Linked DNA regions of Mus musculus: region 1 is linked to region 2. A link is a loop called in an ENCODE intact Hi-C map of the cell type or tissue named here. Cell type or tissue: left cerebral cortex. All regions are shown on one strand. Links, peaks and the distances in the headings refer to the core of each region. The heading gives the core; the rest is flanking DNA.

What was found. A loop is a pair of places that touch in the nucleus more often than their neighbours do. Peaks named below come from ENCODE experiments on the same cell type or tissue, not always from the same donor. Only the 100,000 strongest peaks of a DNase experiment are listed, where the experiment ranks them.
Region 1: it touches region 2 in a loop (8-fold over the local background); 7 of 42 quality-filtered maps call a loop at or near these places.

The regions. Positions count from the first base shown.
Region 1 is chr14:85,900,476-85,904,368 of GRCm38, reverse strand. No RefSeq gene overlaps it. Among named protein-coding and RNA genes, the nearest start is that of Gm32729, 270 kb to the left of the region's middle. In left cerebral cortex, for the core only: no CTCF peak of the experiment used is centred there; no DNase peak of the experiment used is centred there.
Region 2 is chr14:84,445,000-84,448,892 of GRCm38, reverse strand. It overlaps Pcdh17 (protocadherin 17), which reads right to left. Exons shown (of 4, transcript NM_001013753.2): 1 at 240-3,893. The coding sequence starts at 2,798. Among named protein-coding and RNA genes, the nearest start is that of Pcdh17, 3.4 kb to the right of the region's middle. In left cerebral cortex, for the core only: CTCF peaks have their summits at 647 and 1,727 (motif pointing left); DNase peaks (open chromatin) are centred at 1,415, 1,817, 2,143, 2,931 and 1 more place; H3K4me3 peaks cover 2,500 bases; H3K27ac peaks cover 1,893 bases.

The DNA of each region.
Region 1 (3,893 bases), core at 537-3,036, 1.5 Mb before region 2:
CACTTATCAGTGAATACATATTGTGAGAGTTCCTTTGTGATTGTGTTACTTCACTCAGGATGATGCCCTCCAGGTCCATCCATTTGCCTAGGAATTTCATAAATTCATTCTTTTTAATAACTGAGTACACTGAGGGCAACAAAGGCTAGCTTGTGGTGTTTAGATTCTGTGATCTCTATAACTTTTTCAAATGATTGTCATGAAAAGTAGTATAGCTAAAACTGGCCTGCTTACTAGAACAATAAGTTTTCAGATGTGTGCTCTCATCCTAATACTAAAACTCATTTGTAGAGTTTTCTATACTAAAATATAGAGCAATTGCTTGACACAAGGCTATGCTTTAATAGTGCAACATATGAAGTAAATAATGTCTTAGCCGTTGGTGGAAAACTAACAACAAAATTTTGAATGACAAAGAGAAGCCCAACTCAAATGTAGGATATGAATGATGACCAACCATGAGCTGTCTTGGAAGCTCAGATGAAACCTGCTTAGGCATTCAGAGGAGAAGGCATGTGCTTGGTCTCTTTCCACAGTATCTGGCTTAATATGCATCAGGCCACAATCAAATGACTTGGAATTTCATTTAAGATCTGTAAGTAACTTAATGAAAGTGGGGTCTGTTAAAATTTTTTCCTTATATTTTAGATGCTGTTTCCTTTCCTGATGCACCATTCTTGACTTTGAAATTCCTAAAAGTAGATGAGCACTTGTTTGTGGAAAAAATGATAACATTTTTAAAAGTTATTAATATTACTTTATACTATACAGAAACAGCCTACTATGTTAAGTGCCTTTTAGGTTTTCTCTCATCGAATACTCAGCTGTCTACTAAGGTTGGTTCCTAAGGTTGAATGTATCAATTCCTATGGAGGAAATGGGATTCTAGATTAAGATATGAAAATTGAGAAGTCTGTTTTCTAAGTGATTAGGATCTGAAAATTTCTAGTACAGGGTAGCTAGGCTTTTTAGGAAATAAAATATGGAACACCTGAGCTCACATTTATTCTCCTTTGACTAATTCCTATAGATAATTATTCAGCTATTTGGTAAAACACAGAATAAGTCTGTTCCATACTACAATCATTCCACATTTATCTTGTCTTTTTTTTTTTCTTTTTTTGTTTTTTGTTTTTTTGAGACAGGGTTTCTCTCTGTATCCCTGGCTGTCCTGGAACTCACTTTGTAGACCAGGCTGGCCTTGAACTCAGAAATCTGCCTGAATCTGCCTCCCAAGTGCTGGGATTAAAGGCGTGTGCCACCATGCTCGGCAACACATTTATCTTTTCAAAGTTCCAATTTTTTTAATAATAAGCTTTCAAATGGATGGTTCTATCTTATGTGAAAGTACTTTAGGATTCAGTGTTACAATAGATTTTTTTTAATGTAGTCATATACTTGTCCATAAATAGCTTCAAAGTTACATGTAATAAAAATTTATTATTTTAGAAATTTAATTCTGCAGTGTCTTATTACCTCTAAGGTTATAGTAAAGAAAAACTGAATTCATACAAAATAAAGATAATAAAGTTTATATTAAAGACTATTATGAATAACAAATAAACATTCAAAAAGTTTTGTATATTCTATTCATTTTGTATAATTTTATTTACTAAAATTTGCTTTATGCCATAAAACTTCTGTGATTTGTTTTTAATTGACTTTTTATTCCTTGGTTTTTATGTTACATCTCTCCACTTTTAATGAAATTTTCAAAATGATTTCTATTGTTTTATTATCCCAAAAGCTGACTGAGCCATTGTGTGCAGAATAAATTTAATATTTATTTATTTACCTAGAGGTTTAATTACCAAAACCTTTACTTGTAGAAAAATCTATTTATCAATAATTACCTGAAAATAAGTGTATGAAGCCTTAAAACATGATTACTTTGTCAGACAAAAAATACAATATACAAATATGTACTTACAATAGAGTTATTTAACTTGAACTTATATTCACTAATGTATCAGCATTGCAGTAGTAAGGATTCAAATATTTCATGGTCAAATATCTTTTCTTTCCCATTGTAGATTCAATCTATCCTGTGAGCATTTCTGTATTATTAAACTATATGATTGATCTGTTGTTTGTTTCCGCTAAACACTTTAGTAAGACACATTTGGTTCTTTATGAAAACTGAAAGGAAAAGCCACCTCATGGATTTATTACTTATGGCAAAAATGTGGCCAGAATTGTCTTCTGTATTTAAGTCTATTGTATGCTTTAGTAATATAGCCCTGCCTTCAACATGAGCATGCATCACAGTATAAATCTAATATGGTCCATTGGATAGGCAGTATTTGACAGCCCTTGCTATTTCTCTCAAAGATTCTCTAAGACAATGAATTAAGAAGGATGGCATTTCTCAGATATATCCATTTTTACTGTCTCATGCTTTATTTCTAATGGAATTAAACGTAACTCAAATAATTTGAAACTCAGAAAGCATGCTTGGCTCTGAAGACCAAAAATCTCTATGGTACATTTGCTCAAAGAAGTCTTGATGTTCACTGTCAACTTCCAATCTCTGTCAGCCTTACTAAGCAAACGTTTTACAGATCACTTCCTATTCATTAAAATGCAGAAGTAAATAACATTTTAAATAATGGCAAATTTCAATCTCTCTTACATATTTATTCATGCCTGGAGAGGCCTTAATTATGGATCAGTGAAAATAGATTGCTGCAAAGAAGTACACTTCAGAACAATCAATGAGGATCTTGCACAATTCTTGGGTAAGAATAAAGCATTTCCTGTAAACATTCTAATTTCTACAGGACATTTTAATTCTCTGAAGAACAATACCATGGCTATGTTGAGCCACTTTTTAAAAAAATTTTTTATTACGTATTTTCTTCAATTATATTTCCAATGCTATCCCAAAAGTCCCCCCCCCCACTCCCCTACCCACCCATTCCCATTTTTTGGCCCTGGCATTCCCCTGTACTGGGGCATATAACATTTGCCTGACCAATGGGCCTCTCTTTCCAGTGATGGCCGACTAGGTCATCTTTTGATACAAATGCAGCTAGAGTCAAGAGCTCTGGGGTACTGGTTAGTTCATAATGTTGTTCCTCCGATAGGGTTGCAGATCTCTTTAGCTCCTTGGATACTTTCTCTAGCTCCTCCATTGGGGGCCCTGTGATCCATCCAATAGTTGACTGTGAGCATCCACTTCTGTGTTTGCTAGGCCCCGGCCTAGTCTCACAAGGGACAGCTATACCACCGTCCTTGCAACAAAGGCTTGCTAGTGTATGCAATGGTGTCATCGCTTGGAGGCTAATTATGGGATGGATCCCTGGATATGGCAATCTCTAGATGGACCATCCTTTTGTCTCAGCTCCAAACTTTGTCTCTGTAACTCCTTCCATGGGTGATTGTTTCCAATTCTAAGAATGAGCAAAGTGTCCACACTTTGGTCTTCGTTCTTCTTCAGTTTCATATGTTTTACTTATTGTACCTTATATCTCGCTATACTAAGTTTCTGGGTTAATATCCACTTATCAGTGAGTACATTTCATTTGAGTTCTTTTGTAATTGGGTTACCTCACTCAGGATGATGCCCTCCAGGTCCAACCATTTGCCTAGGAATTTCGTGAATTCATTCTTTTTAATAGCTGAGTAGTATATGTACAAGTTTCTGGACAATTTTTAAAAGCAAGAGTTCTCAAGATGACGGTGATTATACTCTGTGATTTACCATTGCTGCTAGTTATGGATAAATTTGACAAAGCTTCAGTTATCTGGGCATAAGAACCTCAACTGAGAAAACGTCTCTATATTTCATGGAGGAAAGTTCATAGGGCATTTTCTTGATTAATGACTGATATGAAAGAACCCAGCCTCTAGGGGTGGTGCCACCCCTGGTGAGGTTGTCTTGAGTAGTTTAA
Region 2 (3,893 bases), core at 617-3,116:
AATAAATTTGAAAAAATGCAGCAGAGGTATGGCATGTGTTTTAGCTATTTTTACCCGGGAGGGATTCTGAATAGCCAATGGTATTCACACAGGGTCAAAGATGTGAACCATTTTGAGTTAACTATTGCCTACCCCACACACATGATTGCTGGCCATCTGGCTTTCCCTTATCCAAAGGTCTCAGGACAGCACAGCAAAAGCTTTTATGTGAAGTCCCCTTTACTCTAAAAGTCTCCTACCTGAATTATGGACATCCGAGTGGCAGGGGTCTCGCTCGAATTAGTCCCTTGTCCGGTGAAGCTGGTGTGGCAGCCTGCGTGCCCCTGCGGGACAGTCAGGTTGTTGGAGGCTGGCTTAAGATACATCACCTCTGACCGGGGCGAGCTGAGGGGCAGGCGGGTTTGGTAGTCGAAGTACATAGGGGAGGTGGCCAGGGAGGGACTGCTCACCACGTTCATGACGTTCATGGCGTTCCTCTCCTCCACCTCGCTCTGCACCAGCATGATATCGTTTTTGTTGATTTTCTTCTTCTTGCCCTTCCCCCCGCCTAGCTGAGGGTGGCTGTACTCGGCGATGCGGCAGTTGTAAGTGCGAATCTCCTTGTTTTCCCGTTTACACTTGACAGCGATGGTGATCATGGCCGCTAGGAGGATGATAGAAATCGTGCTCAGTGTCACTATGAGAGGCAGGGACATGTCCCAGTGGTGCTGCTCGCCATTCACTCGCGGTACCCCTTCAGGCAGGGAGCCGCTCACTGAGCGGATGATAAGTTTGGCCACAGCGGAAAGGGTGGGCTTGCCATGATCGGTCACCTTCACCACAAGCTCCACCACTGGGGTCACATCCTCCCAGAAGGGGTGCAGCGTGCGGATCTCGCCGCTGGACGGATCGATCTCAAACAGGTGGTCATCGTTGCCATCCACGATCTCATAGGTGAGGCGCCCGCTCTCTCCAAAGTCGCTGTCCAGGGCGCGCACGGTGCTTACCAGGTACCCCAGGCCAGCATTGCGCGGGACCTGCAGCTCAGCTGTGTCATTCTGTAGCGTGGGAAGCACAATCACTGGAGCGTTGTCGTTCACGTCTAAAACCGTCACCCTCACCGTGGCGTTGCTCTCCAAGTGCGCTGGCGCCCCTGAGTCCTTAGCCAGTACTTTGAATTCAAAAGCCTTCGTTTGTTCATAGTTAAAGGAGCGTAGGGCATATATGGCCCCGTTAGTGGGGTTCACGGACACATAGGTGTAAATAGACACGTCGCCGATGTGTGAAGGAAGAATGGAGTATGACACTGTCCCATTTTGGCCCAGGTCGGGATCCTGGGCTAGCACTGACCCGAGGTATTCTCCTGGAATGTTGTTCTCGTGTACTTGGAGCACGTAAAGTCCTTTGGTGAACCGAGGCGGATTGTCATTCTCATCCAGAATCTTGACGGCGAAGGACTTGGTGGAGTTAAGTGGAGGGGAGCCCCCGTCCCGGGCCACAATGGTCACATTGTACTCGTCTTGTGTCTCACGGTCCAGTGGACGGTCAGTCACCACGGTATAGAAGTTGTCATAGTTCTCTTCAAGCTTGAAGGGGACGGAACCGGGACCCCCCAGGCCACCTCCAGTCCCTCCTCCACCTAGAACCCGACACTGAAGCTGCCCATTCTTGCCTGAGTCCCGGTCAGTGACCCGCACTAGGGCGATGACTGTGCCGGGCGGGGCGGCCTCACTCAGCGCCCCCTGGCGCACGGAGACGAAACCAATGGACGGCGCGTTATCGTTCCGGTCGATAAGCTTGACTGTGACCTTGCAGTGGGCTGGGATTGGGTTAGGTCCTAGGTCTCTGGCCTGCACGTCGATCTCCAACATGCCGTTCTCCTCATAGTCCAGGTTGCCCTTAACGCGGATCAGGCCAGTTTTAGGATCGATGGAGAAGAGCTCCCGCACGCGGTCGGGCACATAGCTGCTGAAGGAGTAGAGGACTTCTCCGTTGGGACCTTCATCAGCATCAGTGGCGTTCAAATCAATGACCACGGTACCCAGTGGAGCGTTCTCGGGCAGTTCCACCAAGTATGACGGAGCCTCGAAGACTGGACTGTTGTCATTGGAATCGATCACCTTCACATTGATCTGTACGGTGGCGGAGCGTGGAGGCTCCCCGCCATCTAGGGCGGTCAGCACCAGAGTGTGGTGGTTCTGCAGCTCGCGGTCCAGTGCCTTTTGGATGACCAGCTCTGGGAACTTGGTGCCGTCGCCGCGGGACTTGACGTCCAGGGCAAAGAGGCCATGATCATCGCGGGTGAGCAGATAGGTGCGGAGCCCGTTCTCGCCAGCGTCTGGGTCGTGTGCGCTCGTGAGGGGGAAGCGGGTGCCGGGTGCCGCGTTCTCTGAGATGTCCATTTCTATCTGATCCGAGGGGAAAGAGGGAGCGTTGTCGTTGATGTCCTGGATCTCTACCTTGATCATGCAAATCTCCTTGTCGTTAGCGAAAACCTCTAGGGAGAGCTGGCACTTGGCATTGTGGCGGCATAAGGACTCACGGTCGATGCGCTGTTTGGTGTAGAGGAGCCCGCTGTCGGCGTCCACGTCCAGCAGATGCGGTGCGGAGTTCTCCAGCACCCGGTAACTGCCAGACTTGCTCCTCCCGCTGCCGCTGCCGCGCTCAGCCGGCGGAAGCCCGGGCTGCAGTCGGGCATCCTTGCCGATGTTGCCAATCACCGTGCCGGCCCCTTGCTCCTCTGGCACTGAGTAATTGAGGTTTTTGAGTGTCAGGGCAGGGGCCCACAAAAGGAAGCAGCAACAGATGGAAAGGTACATCCCAGACCGGTGGGGTGGGAACAGGAGCAGCCGGACTGGAGGTGCTAGCTGGTGGGTGCGCGCCAGTCTGGAACCGGGGCGGAGCGTACGAGCTCGGAGCGAGCCACAAGTCTGCGAGTCTTTCCTTCCCTCCGCACCCGGGCTGCGGCACCAGGCAGTCTCTCCTTATTCCGCTCAAGTTGCCCGAACCTGTTGATCTACAGCATTCGCACTGGGAGAGATGCAGCCGCGCAGCGAAGCTGCAGCAGCTCGGAGCCAGGCGGCGACTCCCTGCGGCTGAAGGCAAGCTAAAGGCTTTGTCTCTCCCGCCTGGACTTCGGGAGGTTCAAACTTGCGTGATGAGGCTGGCGATAAAAAGGAAATCGGAGTCTGGAAGAGATGATAATGAGCTGAAGAATTGCTTGGTTTTCCTCACTCCCGCTAGGCGCTGCAAAATCCACTCCCTCCGGCAGCCTACAGAATACTCTTCAAATCCGGTGGGGGAGGGCTTCGGGAGGTGTGTCTCCAGGCAGATCAGAAAGTGGAATCCTTTAGTTACTCTTATTCGGTGATGCGATTGATGGGAATGAATAGGGACGAAGAAAGAGTCACAGATACATATGTATATTTGAGGCTGCCCTGGCACACGGAGAAATGTCTGCTCGCTATGCAGGATGCTCGGCTTTCAGGCAGTGTATTGCTGCATTTAAAGATCTAATCTTGCCTTGCTGGTTTAGGCGGCGGCGGCAGCGGACTGCATCTCCGAGCCAAGTCTTTTTTTCTCTCTCCCTCTTCTTTTTCTCTCTTCTTTCCGAGCAGCCAGAGGGAGGGGAGGAAATGCAGAGGAAAAAAAAGTGTCCCGATTTGTAGTTTCCTCCCCCTACCAAGCTCCTCCCTCTCTTCCTCGGAGAGGGTTCTCCCCCAAAATCAAGAAAGCCACAGCCTGATCAGCATTTGCGCCGAGAGCCTATTGGGAGGAGAAAAATATAGAGATATATCTCCGCCTCTGTTCGTAGAACACTCTGGTGTGTCTCTATGCCAATCCGGGAGCCGCCACTACCATCCCATCCTCTTCCAGCAAGCAAAGACTTCTCTCCCTGCAGTTTAATTCCAGTT